2 separate regions of the Homo sapiens genome follow, and region 1 is linked to region 2. A link is a contact called in ENCODE Hi-C data. All regions are on one chromosome and are shown on one strand. Each heading gives the region's core, a stretch centred on a gene start or an enhancer-like site at or near the end of the contact. The rest is flanking DNA. Distances are from core to core; before and after follow the strand shown.

Region 1 (5,999 bases), core at 3,241-5,740, 2.1 Mb after region 2:
GTTTCCTCTCTCTTTTCTTTCTTACTTTATTTTTTAAAAAATGTTTGATCATGAAAATTTTCAAGCTTACACTAAAGTAGATAGAATAGTATAGTGAATTCCCATAACCTGTCACCTGGCTTCAACATTTTACCATTTACGTTTCATATTTCTTTTCCCATGCCTTTCTGGAGATAGAAGGAGAGGAGATGGGATATTTTATGACAGCTCCAAGACATCATATCATCTCACCCATACATACTTTATATGTATTTCTAACAGAAAGAGTATAAAAATGAGATAAGCATAATATACTTATCATACCTAATACAAATTAACAATACTTTTAAAATGTCATTCAATTCCAGCCCACGTTCAAACTCTCCCAGTTTTCCCCAGAATGAATTTTTACAATTGGTTTGTTTTAATCAGGGTCCAAATAAAGTCCACATAAGGTATTTCAGTGATATGTCTCTTTTTTCCTGTTTATTTATTTATTTATAATTTTTAGTAGATATGAGGTCCCTCTGTATTGCCCAGGCTTGTCTCAAACTCCTGGGATCAAGCAATTCTCCCACCTTGGCCTCCCAAAGTGCTGGGATTATAGGAATGAACCCCCAAGCCCAGCCTCTAATTCATTTTTTATTGATATATAATTCACATGCCTAATATGTCTCTTAAATCTTCTAAAGCCTTTACAAGTTCTTCCTTCCCCTTTATTTCATGCTATTTATTTTTTGAAGAATTTCTCAATGTCTTACAGAATTTTTAAATCTCTGGGTTGTCTGATTCTATTTTTGTGATGTTATTGACGTGGTCTTCTCTTGCATTTTTTTTCCTGTGAACTGGTGGTTAGACCTAGGGGCTTGATTACATTTAGTTTTCATATACCCTAGATTTTTTTTTTAAAAGATGGAGCTTAGTCACATCGCTTCCAGGAGTCTTAATATCCCGACCCCCAGTGGTTGCTCTTTTCTTAGACAATTGTAGTATTTATCTATCGCTCTTGTTATCCATTAAATCCTGCCCATTTCTACTCCTAAAAGGTCAAGGACCATGTCCTGTGTGCAGGGACCACATATGTGTCATCATTGCTATTTCCCCATACCTAGGGCACAATGTGCCTGGCACAGAGTGGATGCACCAAAAATAGCTGTTGAGCTAAGAGGATATGAGAGTACAAATCATACACTGGGTATCTGCTGCTTAGCATTGCTGCTTTATGTGTGGTTTCTCATTGTGTTACAAGCCTTGACTCAACTCATGGACTGGAAGCTTCATGAGGGGAGGGAGGAAGTCAAATATATTTTTGTATTCCAGGTACCTAACACATTGCCATGCCCATACCTTGCACATATTTAGTATAGAGTAAATGGGGAACCCTTGCCTATCCATCTCTGAAGGATTTTTGTGAGCTCAAATAAGAGATGTATGTGACAAGTGTATGTAAAAAGTAATGTATTACATAAATACATGTAATATTAATAACAACAATTATAATCTGTAGTCATTGCTTTTGTACATTTAATAGGCTCAGTCTTTAGTTTAAATGTATGGATCTATTGCCTGTTATCATCTATTTTTCAAAGTGGTACCTAACCCTAGGGCTTAACTCATTAATGAAGAGGGATTACAGGGTACATCTATCAGGTGGCCAGCTTTTGGTTATGTGGATTAATGGTATAGCAATCCACAGAAAATCATCCATTTAAAGGAGTGAAATATTTTTATGGTGATTATGCGAAGCTCTTGTGGTTGCAAGTGACAAAAAAATAGTTCTAGCAAAAAGGAATTTTTTTTTGTTCATATATCTAAAAAGTCCAAGGATATCTGACTTCAGGTATGGTTGGAACAAGGAAGTGAAACAATGTTGTCGTACTTTTCTATTCTTTATCTTTGCTTGTCTCTTCTTCTTTTTGTTGATCTTATCTCATTCTCTTCCATTTCAAATTAGCTTCCCTAATTGCCCATGGGTAAGTAGCTCCAGATTTTCTTCTTTCTAGCAAAGCAAACAGTCTTCTCCCATTGCCCTAGCAGAGAAGTCCTAAGGAGGACTTCTAGTCATCTCAAGGTCCCCTGTCCAGTCTTAAAGGAATCAGAATGCACTGGGTAGCAGACTGCACTGTAATGGATAACCCAGCCATATGTAATGGAAAATAAGTTTTCCTGAACAAGGAGTAGGATGAGACCAGAAGAAAAGGTATAGGAGAAAAAAATAACAGCTATCTGTGTGAACCTCAGGACAACCTCAGCTCAGAGGTCTGCACCCTGGAGACCTCTCTTGCGGGTGTACTTAGTTGAAGATGAATTCGGAGGTCTTGGTTTTCCTGAGTTTTCTTTCCTTTGAGGTTAGTCCCTTAGGTCTGGAAGGTCACTATTTGATGTAATAAGTGATGGGTAGACTGTTTCACTGCAGATCTAAAGAAGTTATAAACTGCAGTTGTAACATAAAGTCTGTGATAGCCTTCAGTGGGTCAGCTGACCAAAATTATGCACAGTTTTGTTTCTATCTGTATTTTCTGAGAAGAGGATCCGTAGCTTCCCTCAGATTAAAAAACTTCTGGTGAGCCCAAAGATTAGGCAGCTTCCCATGTTTCTCAATGGGGATACATACCACTGAAATTTGGACAAGAAAATTTGTTATTGTGCAATATGTGTAGTGTCTCTGGCCCATACCCCTTAAACGTCTGTAACATCCATAAGTTATTATGACAACCCCTCCTCCCATATTCCAAGCACTGATAATTGAGAGCCCAGATGAGATTAGAAGTCTAGACTGCATGTTTCCTTCATGTTTGATCTTTCTTCTTTCTCTCCCAGAGAACATGAAGGAAACACGTTTTCTTTGTTTGCTTTTGACAGCTAATTTCCAGCAGTCCATCTATTAAGGAATCTAGGATCCCACTTTTATGAGCACAAAACTCCCACTTTCCTTAGGGGTGTTCTCAGGTATTCTGACATAGTTTAATAGTTTCAGGGGAGGGCCTAAAAGTCGTATGTTGGGGACTAATTTTTATTCTGAAAATTTGGTAATTGCTACTGCAACATAGTGTGCCTTCTGCACTTTTTCCAAATCACCTTGAGAACTCCAGCCCTAACATCGATCCATCCTACTGGATGTCTTTTCTGATGTGAAATTAAAATGTTTCAGTGGGAGGCAAGATATGCAAAGGGGTAACTCCTGGGAGGTGCCCAGTTGTCACTGTAGCCTCTTTAGAATTTTCTCCTAGGACAGTCATTTAGTTTATTAATTCTGAAAGGCCAAACACCAAAATGAGATGTTAATCTGAAAGGAATAACTTCAAGACCTAATAAAGAATGACCACTGAGCAGAGTTTTTATAGATTGCAAATCACTTTCTCTTACATTTGACCTTGCAACATCTTCTAAAACTGGTTTGCCAATCTCTTCTTTTATGGATGAAGAAATGGAGGCTTCTAGGAACCAAGTGACATGCTCAGGATTGCACAGCTCTTCTTAGAAGGACTGGGGATTTCAACTCTGAGTCTTATACCTTTAAATGCCACTGTAACTCTATACTGCCTCCCTGATGCCTCAAAACACTTTTGAAAAGAAGGAACACGTCCTACTGGAGCTAATCAGAGGGAAGAACTAGAAGTACAAATGAGCCACAACGGAGAGTTTTAAAATTCTCTTCCCTAAGTGAGTTCCGGGAAGCTCGGGAAGGGGTGGACACTTGTACAGTTCACTTGTACATCTTCACTCCTGAAATGCTAGGACAAATCTCATTTGAACTCCCAGTCAACTGAGAAATTAAAAGCAGAGAGCAACGACGCTATTTTGTAACTTTGTGCCTTTTAAAATTAACCGAATCTTTCAATTGCTGCTGTAGATTAGAAGTGGCTACTTGGATAAAGGGGAAAGAGCCATTCAACTGATGAATACTATTGTAAAAGTCCAGACTTAGTTCTAGAAAAGGAACGCACAAGAACAATTTCTCCAATAACGTTTTCATTACAGAGCGAAGGAAAGTTCTTCCTCGTTGTTCCAATCCGAGGACAAGCTGATATGTCGCAGCAGCCCAGGGAAGCATGCGAGCTGATAGGAAGTCCTTTTATTTTAAGACAGGCTCGAATGCTAAAACTTTCTTGTGCCAAAACCCTTGACTATTTTATTTTTAAAATAAGCACTTGGCGTGCCCTCGCAGATGTCTGAGCTGAGAGGTCGGGGCGATGGTAGAAGAGCAGTCAGTGTCCATTCTTATTCATATTAAGTAGCCAAGTCTGTACCCTTGAAGCAAGTGGGGAGAGAGGAGGGAGAGGAGCTGCTGACATTGACAATGAATCCAAACAGGAGTTGCACTAGCGGTGTCCACCACGTTGCCTCTCCCCCGCCTGGCCTTCTGGGAGCTGTAGTTTTCGTGGGAGCGGCTCCCCAGGCGAGCTGGGAATGCCCCGCCCGGGCCGAACTACAGATCCCAGGCGGCGCTCGGCCGCCAGCCCCTCCCGCCCGGGTGCGAGTGTAAACTCCCCGCGCTGGGGCGGGCGGCCGCGAGCCGGCGAGCGGGCAGAGCTCGGCACTGCGCCGGGGCGCACGGCTCGGGGGACCCAGGCCCAGCTACCTTCCCTCCGCCCCCGGGCTCTGTTCTCACTTTCCAGCAGTGGAAGGACGGGAAGCGGGAGCCATGCAGTCCGAATCGGGGATCGTGCCGGATTTCGAAGTCGGGGAGGAGTTTCATGAAGAGCCCAAAACCTATTACGAACTCAAAAGTCAACCGCTGAAGAGCAGGTGAGTGGTGACAGCTGGGCAGAGGCGCACCGGGCGGCTGGGGGGCACTGCGTCTGCCACTCTGGGGCGAGGAGAGCGGGTCGCGGGAGCTCTGGGACAAGGACCCAGTGCCCTTGCCCCGGAGCAGAGGGCGAACTGCCCCTCGCAGTTGGGGGCCGCGCCTGCCCGGCCCAAGTGCGCCTTTAGGAAGCTCGGATGGAGCGCACTTCGCGGGGGCGCGGCGGGTCGCCGGGGACGAAGCGTCCAGGCGCGGGGACCCTCGGCCGAGGATGCCAGCTGCTGAGACTGATTGGGGGCTGGGGAGCGACCTGGCGCGATGTGGGGGAGGAGGAGCGCCGGGCCGGGACGCTGTCCCGGTGGGATGGGGGAGAAAGAGTTCTAGTGAACCCCCTTTCTGAAGATCCCAGCGGGTTGAGGGCTCGGAGAGGGAGAGCTTTGGGTGGACTGAGATGCGACATTGGAGGGAAGCAATTAGTTCGCTTGGAGTCACCTCTTGGGAGTCCGGTCTCTGTGGGGAAACTAGCCTCTGGGCTCCTGCAGGTGAGGTTTCTCTGGGCTCCGCCTCTCACCTCCAGACCGCTGCTAGCGGGCGCGGGAGGGGCCAGGGCAGCGGTGGGCGTGTCCCCTTGTTCAAGTTAAACTCTCTGGAAATAGAGTCCCATTCAAATCCAGGCCTTACCTGCAGAGGGGAAATGAGCCTTGGTCTTGGGGGTTACTGGGAGTGTACCCCGCTTGGCAGAGACACGTGTTTAATTCGCTGGGGACTTCAGAAACTTTTTAGACGAGGAGTGAAGACATCCACTGCTCTGATGCCCCATCCCCTCTAGTGCCCACTTCCCTTGAGCCACCCTTTTTGCTGCCTCCATTCCCACTTGTCTGTCGAAATGGATTGGGTGTCTTCCGTTCTCTCTGTCCGGCAGCCACTCTGGACGCCTCGTACTTCTCGTTTACAATGTTTCCTAAAAGGGACATGGTCAATGGAGGCTGGAATAGCTGAGAAGGGTTTATTTCCACCCCTCTAAGCTGTGAGCTAGGATAAGGCTATCATTGGAAGCATCCAGCAGGGCTTCTGCACTCGGCTGTAACTTCCTGCCTTGCCCTTCGCTGTGGATGGGGCCTGGGTGAATGGGCCTGGCTGGCAGAGTGGGAGAGGGTCTTGAAATGAGGGTGAGTGGAGAAGGGCAACTGAACGGGGAGCCAAGTGGTGTAATCTTGGCCTCTGGCGAGCACTGGGCTGGTTCTTTTTCTAGTGGAAAGTGCAGCCAGGTTTA
Region 2 (6,385 bases), core at 1,074-3,573:
ATATACTCATATCAAACAAAAAAGAAAGGATCCATTAGACACTCACAACATGCTATGCTGTGAGTTTTGGACGTGGGACTCCAATCCTAAAAGCGTCCTCAGGCCCACCCTCGCTTAGGACAAGTCACAAGCCTTCTGCCTCCATTTCCAACCATCCTATTCAACACTCAGCCATTCAGTCCTTCTGCATCATTTTAAAATTCATGAGGATAATCTGTTTACAACTTCACCATCTCAAAATTTACTTAGTTTTTCTAATGTGCCAAATAGCACGTATATTTTTTTCCATGGTAATTATAAAAAAGTTAAAAGCTGAAAAATTCCTTTTTTCCCTGTATTGTTGGCTTTCAATTTTAATGATACATCACTTTAAAAGAGCCCTGAATCTTAACAAAGAAACACTCATCATTAATAGTTTATTCCCTTAATCAAAAATAATTCATAACTCTCCACTTTCTATTACTTATTAAAGGCCCACGTAAGCCCTCAGGCTGGAATGAGAATGCCTATGAGAACTGGTTTTCCCCCTTTCTTTCAAAGGTAGGAAAGGACTTACTAACTCAAATAAGTCCTTCAAGTCCAGATGGTATAGCATAGCATCTCAACAACAGGTAAGAGAGTACAAGCAGAAGCTGGGGACAAAAAGCAAAGGATAAAAAATAGTTCCTTATAAAAATGTGAAGAGATCTCCATTGATAAGGAGAAAACCTTAATATTTTCTGGTAAAGCTATAATGCTGATCCCTACTTCTATTCAATGCTGTGGGCAAGCCAATCAATGCTGTGGGCACGGGGAAGGGAGGGGAATGGAGGGGAGGGCAGGGGAGGGGAGGGGAGGAGAGGGGAGGGGAGGGGAGAATATGGTGCCCTAAATGGATCAGGCCACTCCCCAGACACTGTACCCAGAGCCCTGAGCCCTGCTTCAGGCAGGGAGGAAAGCATGGTGCTGTTCCTCTCCACAGGCCTCCCGACTTCAGCCACAGACAATAAGATGGGGGTGGATCCCTTACTTAAAACCAGACAATATCGAAACAATAAAGTTTGGCCGGGCACGGTGGCTCACGCCTTAATCCCAGCACTTTGTGAGGCCAGGTGGGTGGACCACCTGAGGTCAGGAGTTGAAGACAAGCCTGGCCAACATGGTGAAACTCCATCTCTACTAAAAATACAAAAATTAGCTAGGTGTGGTGGTGTACACCTGTAATTCCAGCTACTTGGGAGGCTGAGTCAGGAGAATCACTTGAACCTGGAAGATGGAGGGTGCAGTGAGCCAAGATCTCACCACTGCACTCAAGCCTGGGCAAGAGAGTGAGACTCTGTCTGAAAAAATATAAATAAAAATAAATAAATTCAGCTTTCAGAGACACTGAAATGTGAAAAAGAAAAAAAAAAGGTATCTTACAAAGAAATATAAGTAATTGTCACAAGATCACAAAGCTATGGAGTGCTGAAGGCAAGAGTTAAACCCGGGCAGTCTGATTCCACTCACGGTGTACGTCTAGTATCCTGGCATAATGACTCACAGCATTGAATCGATGCCAAAGTCGCCCAAATGATCTCCATTCTTGCATTTCTCCAACCCTCTCCACACTATATCCAGAAAGAGTACTCTACGCATTAAACTGCCCTTGCCACTTCACTGTCTAAAACCCTTCAATGGCTCCCTATTGCCCTCCTCAAGAACAAGCTTAGCTTCATTACCAGGCCTACCAGGATCAGCGATCTTGTCCTTGCTCTTGTCTCTGGCCTCATTTCTCACCGTAAACTCTACAAGGCAGCCCTCCTGAACCTCCTTAGGGCTCTCAAGTCACAACTCTGGGACTAAGACAGCCCACAAATGGAAATACAGCAAGCACAGGGAGAAATGGATGGGAGCAGAAAAAAGATGCTAGTCCCCCCACTCCAACCCACAGGACCCAAACTTACACAAACCATGCCTTGTGCTTTGCCATGTCTCCATTAACAATTCATATATTATGTCAAATCCCTCGAATTTTAAAATAAAAATAAAATTCAAAGGTAAATGTTAGAAATCTATGCATTTATGGCTACTGCCTAAGTCCTATTCTTTTGGAATCATTTCTAGAAAGGGTAAAAGCTGACCATACTCAGTACACTGGTCAAAGTCTGAACCCAGAATACCAGGAAACTCCATCCTCCAACACCATCCCCCAAAGCCCACTCTGCAAAGGCAATGACATTTCACAATTTCTCCAGCATTCTTGAAACGCTGAGGGCAGTAGTTTGTGCTAAGCACACAGTGAAAGTCATGTCCAGTTGGCCGTTGGTTCATGCTGTGGCTACTGCCAATTCTTTAAGTGTTCCCTCACCTCAAATCTTTGATGCACGAGGTCCAGCAGTCGTCACTACTAAGTCAACACTGAGACATGTAAATGTTTGTGAAATGAGTAATAACCAGGATGGTACAATTAAGCTCCCCATGAGCTCCTCCCCACTGCCACCTCAGGCCTCACCAGACATTCATCCCAACTGTGGAATCCTGAAGATAATCAGAGCCCGGGAGGCAGATCTTCACCCCTCTGAGCCTCAGATTCCCCAGAAGTAAGCTGGGAACAATAACTCCTATTTCACATGGCTACTGCAAGGATGAAGTGAAATAAAATGTATGGAAGCACCAAGCCAGTGACTAATCCTGAGATGGCAGCACATGATAAATGCTTACTGAATCTGGGAAAGCAAAATTATTCTAGCTCAATAAAGCCTTTTAAAAAGACCAGCGAATTTAGCTTCAAATTCAGTGCAAGAGAAATAATCATCCTGGGCCCACCATCGGGTCATATGCCAAATGTCTTAAATATCATCTTATTTAATCTTTGTAACTATCTGTGCAAATGATCCCCTTTTCAAGTAACAGTAAATTGAGGCTCAGTCAGGTTCAATAATTTGCTCCAGGTTGCAGAGAAAGAACATGGGAGATCCCATAAGAATTTGAACTCCGTTGAATTTGAACCCAGACTTCGTGTCTTTAATCTCCCTACTACTCTGTTGACAAGACCCTGAAGCCAGAGAGAGAGGAAGGTGGATAAGAGTCCAGAAAGGGCAACCATGCCAAGTTGATCAGCACACCTTCATCAGCACAAGTCCAAATGACCAAAGGCGAGTGTCACTCAAGGGCAAAAAGATGGGGAAAGGTAAGCAATCAGTTTAACTGCCTAGTTCAGCCCAACTAGGATCTTTCAGTGACAGAGCTTAATAATTTAACAGCATAAGTCCTTTATCAGCATGAGGCGGGTGACTCCCTGGCACTGTGATTTTAAGCAAATGACTATAGGGCCTCTCTATGCCTCTGACTGCTTCTATAAAACATGGAGACTGTGAAATCTCCCCTGCAGTGATGTTGTAAGGGTTAAAGAAATAATGTGTGGAGATTACTTCACGCAGCCTTGTTATATACTACATGCCCAAGGAACAGTTCTATGATTATGAGGACCCTTTCACAACTAGGATTTCTATAGCCCCTTCCTTCTTCCTCATTTGCTGAAATGAGCCACATCATCCCTCAACTTCTCCTGTTCCTTACCTCCCTCTCCCTTCTCTGTGCACCCTACTCATTGACTGAGACCACAAATGCTTACTGAATACCAACTCCGGCCAGCTGGGGAATCACTCACGCTGTTACATTAAGCTGTATCACTTTGCCTTTGTGGAGCTTACATTCTTAAACTTGTAGGAGAGCGGGGAAGACGGCCAATGAACAAATAACACTACCAGGTACAGTCAAGTGTTATAAAGAACAAAGCAGATAAGGGTACAGAGAATAATCCCTGGAAAGGCAGGGCTGGGTAAGGTAATTAGGAAAAAGCCTATCTGAAGAATCAACGTTGAATCAGAAAGCTGATGAAGACAGAGATCAGGCAATGAATGATCAGAGGGAATAGTTCTGCAGACACAGGGTAAGTGGTTGACAGAGGCCAACAGTATCTTAGAAGGCTAAGAACACAGCTCAATTGCAGTACCCACTATGTTTTAGTATAACTACAGGTTTATAGGCCAGTTGTACCTCTGTGCCCTCTGAAGGTAGGAGCTGTGTTTCTTATTCCTGTCTGCATTCACTCAGTCATATTTATCTGCCCAACATTCTATAAAGAATGAGCTGTAATAAGCATTCAGAAAATATTTGCTACATAAATGATATTTGTTTGATTTTTCAGTTGTGGGGGTTAATTTTATTCCCTGCTGAATTCTGGGCTTTCTGAAGCCCCATTTAGACTTCTTTGTATACCCAAAAGTGCCATTGTCCCTCAACTTCTGCTATCCACCTCTCCCTTCTCCATACTAAACTGCTCACTACAACTACTCTCCCCCTGTTCTCTCACCTCTGCCTCTGCATGAATTCACCTGGACTGCCTTCTTCATCACCTCCACCTTCCTCACAAACTCTCAAGATTAATCTCCAAATTTCATTAGTGTACTGATATTATCATTTGTTCAAATATTTCCAAATCTCTCAAGTTCTTCAGTAAAACTTTTCCATCAAGTAACAGAAAGTGATGCATCAAGTGACAATTGCAGATTGAGTGGTAAAGACAGCTGAAGGACAAATGATCTGAGGTTACTTATGTAATTTCTTTTCCTCCCCCAAATATGCCATATTTCAGTGACTTTCTGGGCTTTGCGCCTGCAGAACTAGACCAGGGTACGAGGGCAGGAATGTTCTCACTACTGTGGGTCTGTGCACTCAATCACTCACCCATAAAAGAAATGCCTTATTTACAGCAAACAAAACCAATTTAGGACAAAGCTATCACTTAACGGTCTTCCCCACAAGGAAGGTCAATAGTTTAGCATCTAAATTATTTGAGATGGATTCCCTTTTCTAAAAGCAGAAATTGCAGCTGTACTTCATTTTAAAAAAAGAAAAAAGTCAAATATTTATTCTCCTAGGCAAGAGGGAGATACAGGTAAGTCACAACTTCCAATGCAGCCGCCACAGCCTCATTTAGCTGATAAGAACTTGCCCATAACCTTTAGTCCTTCACTTACAAAAGTCATGCATTCATCTTTCTCCTCCCACTTCCGTAAAGGCAGAAAATTAGGCTGGAGCCATTCTTTCTGAGTATACAACAGCAGGGGCATGGGTTTAAGCAGTTTCTTTGACAACATACATTCCTCTGTAAGTCCCTGGACAGAAGCTCTGGGCTGCACAGAAAACATACAACAAGGATTCTAAAATAGGAGGCCTGGCCAGGCACAGTGGCCCACATCTGTAATCCCAACACTTTGGGAGGCTGAAGGGGGCAGATCACTTGAGGTCAGGAGTTTGAGACAAACCTGACCAACATGGCGAAACCCCATCTCTACTAAAAATACAAAAATCAGCCAGGCATGGTGGCGTGCATCTGTGGTACCAGCTACTCAGGAAGCCGAGGCAGGAGAATCGCTTGTACCCAGGAGGAGGAGGTTGTAGTGAGCCAAGATCAGGCCACCGCACTCCAGCCTGGGTGAGAGTGAGACTCTCTTTCAAAAAAAAAGTAAAATAAAATTGGAGACCTGAAAGGCAGTGCTTCTCCTACAAGAGAGCTCCATGAACTTCCACTAGCCAAAGAGAGGGGAAATACCCTAAGAGACAACAAAACTGTGCTTAGACTTAAGAACCATTTCAAACTCAGTGCCCTCAGCCAACATTTCCCCTAAGACTTGACTGGCAGTATGTACTCATATCTTGCCCACCATGGCAGTGCCTGGCTATATTACACCACCAAGTACTGCACACACTTTTCACTTGGCTATATGGACACAGCAACATGGCCCCTGTCTACCAGGATTTAGGTCTTTGGAAAGACTTCTAACCATGGTTAGACCCTTACTGCTAAATTCACTGAACACCACTCTGCTAAAAGTTTCAAAGCCAGCCTAACTTAGATTTATAACAGGGGGCGTGTACAGTACATTAATTACATGCCTGTGCTTTGGCTGCCAGGACTGGGATTCAGCCTCTGTATGGTTTAAACCCCTGAAACCTCCTTAGCAGACCCTGCAGGTCTCCACATGATTTGGCCCTTGTCTTCCTCTCAGACCTAGTCTACTACCACTTTCCCCCTCTAATTACCTAGACATGCCCAGCTCATTCTCATCTCAGTCTTTGCACTTGCTGTCTGCTCTGCCTAACACACTCTTCCCCTTAGTCTCACCTAGCTGGCTACCTTTCATCGCTCAGGTCTCAGCTCATATGTCAAAAAGGCCATCTCCAGGATCACTTACATATAATGCTGAGCAATGTGAAGTATGTGTATGCCTACATATAATTTCACCTAAAGTACAAAACTGAACAAAACCAGCGTTATAAGTCAGGGGACTGGTGACCCTTTGTAGGGTGGAGGTAGTGACAGGCAGGAGCACCAGGGGGCCTCTGGGTTGTTGTTAAA

Evidence for each region. A loop is a pair of places that touch in the nucleus more often than their neighbours do. Pooled maps may share reads with other maps.
Region 1: a loop to region 2 is called in a pooled map of psoas muscle, with 4 times the contacts of the local background. The contact joins the promoter of MITF here to the enhancer-like site in region 2. A Hi-C loop is called at or near these places in 2 of 50 pooled maps.

The regions. Positions count from the first base shown.
Region 1 is chr3:69,734,974-69,740,972 of GRCh38, forward strand. It overlaps MITF (melanocyte inducing transcription factor), which reads left to right and starts at 4,491. Exons shown (of 10, transcript NM_001354604.2): 1 at 4,491-4,728. The coding sequence starts at 4,625. RefSeq lists a promoter at 2,285-4,627 and a silencer at 4,427-4,726.
Region 2 is chr3:67,645,273-67,651,657 of GRCh38, forward strand. The region is part of intron 1 of SUCLG2 (succinate-CoA ligase GDP-forming subunit beta); the gene reads right to left. Among named protein-coding and RNA genes, the nearest start is that of SUCLG2, 6.1 kb to the right of the region's middle. RefSeq lists a silencer at 2,233-2,527 and enhancers at 2,233-2,527, 5,463-5,512. Within about 2 kb of position 2,324, at least 8 of the 41 ENCODE cell types and tissues checked have a DNase peak (open chromatin) inside an H3K27ac peak, as active enhancers do.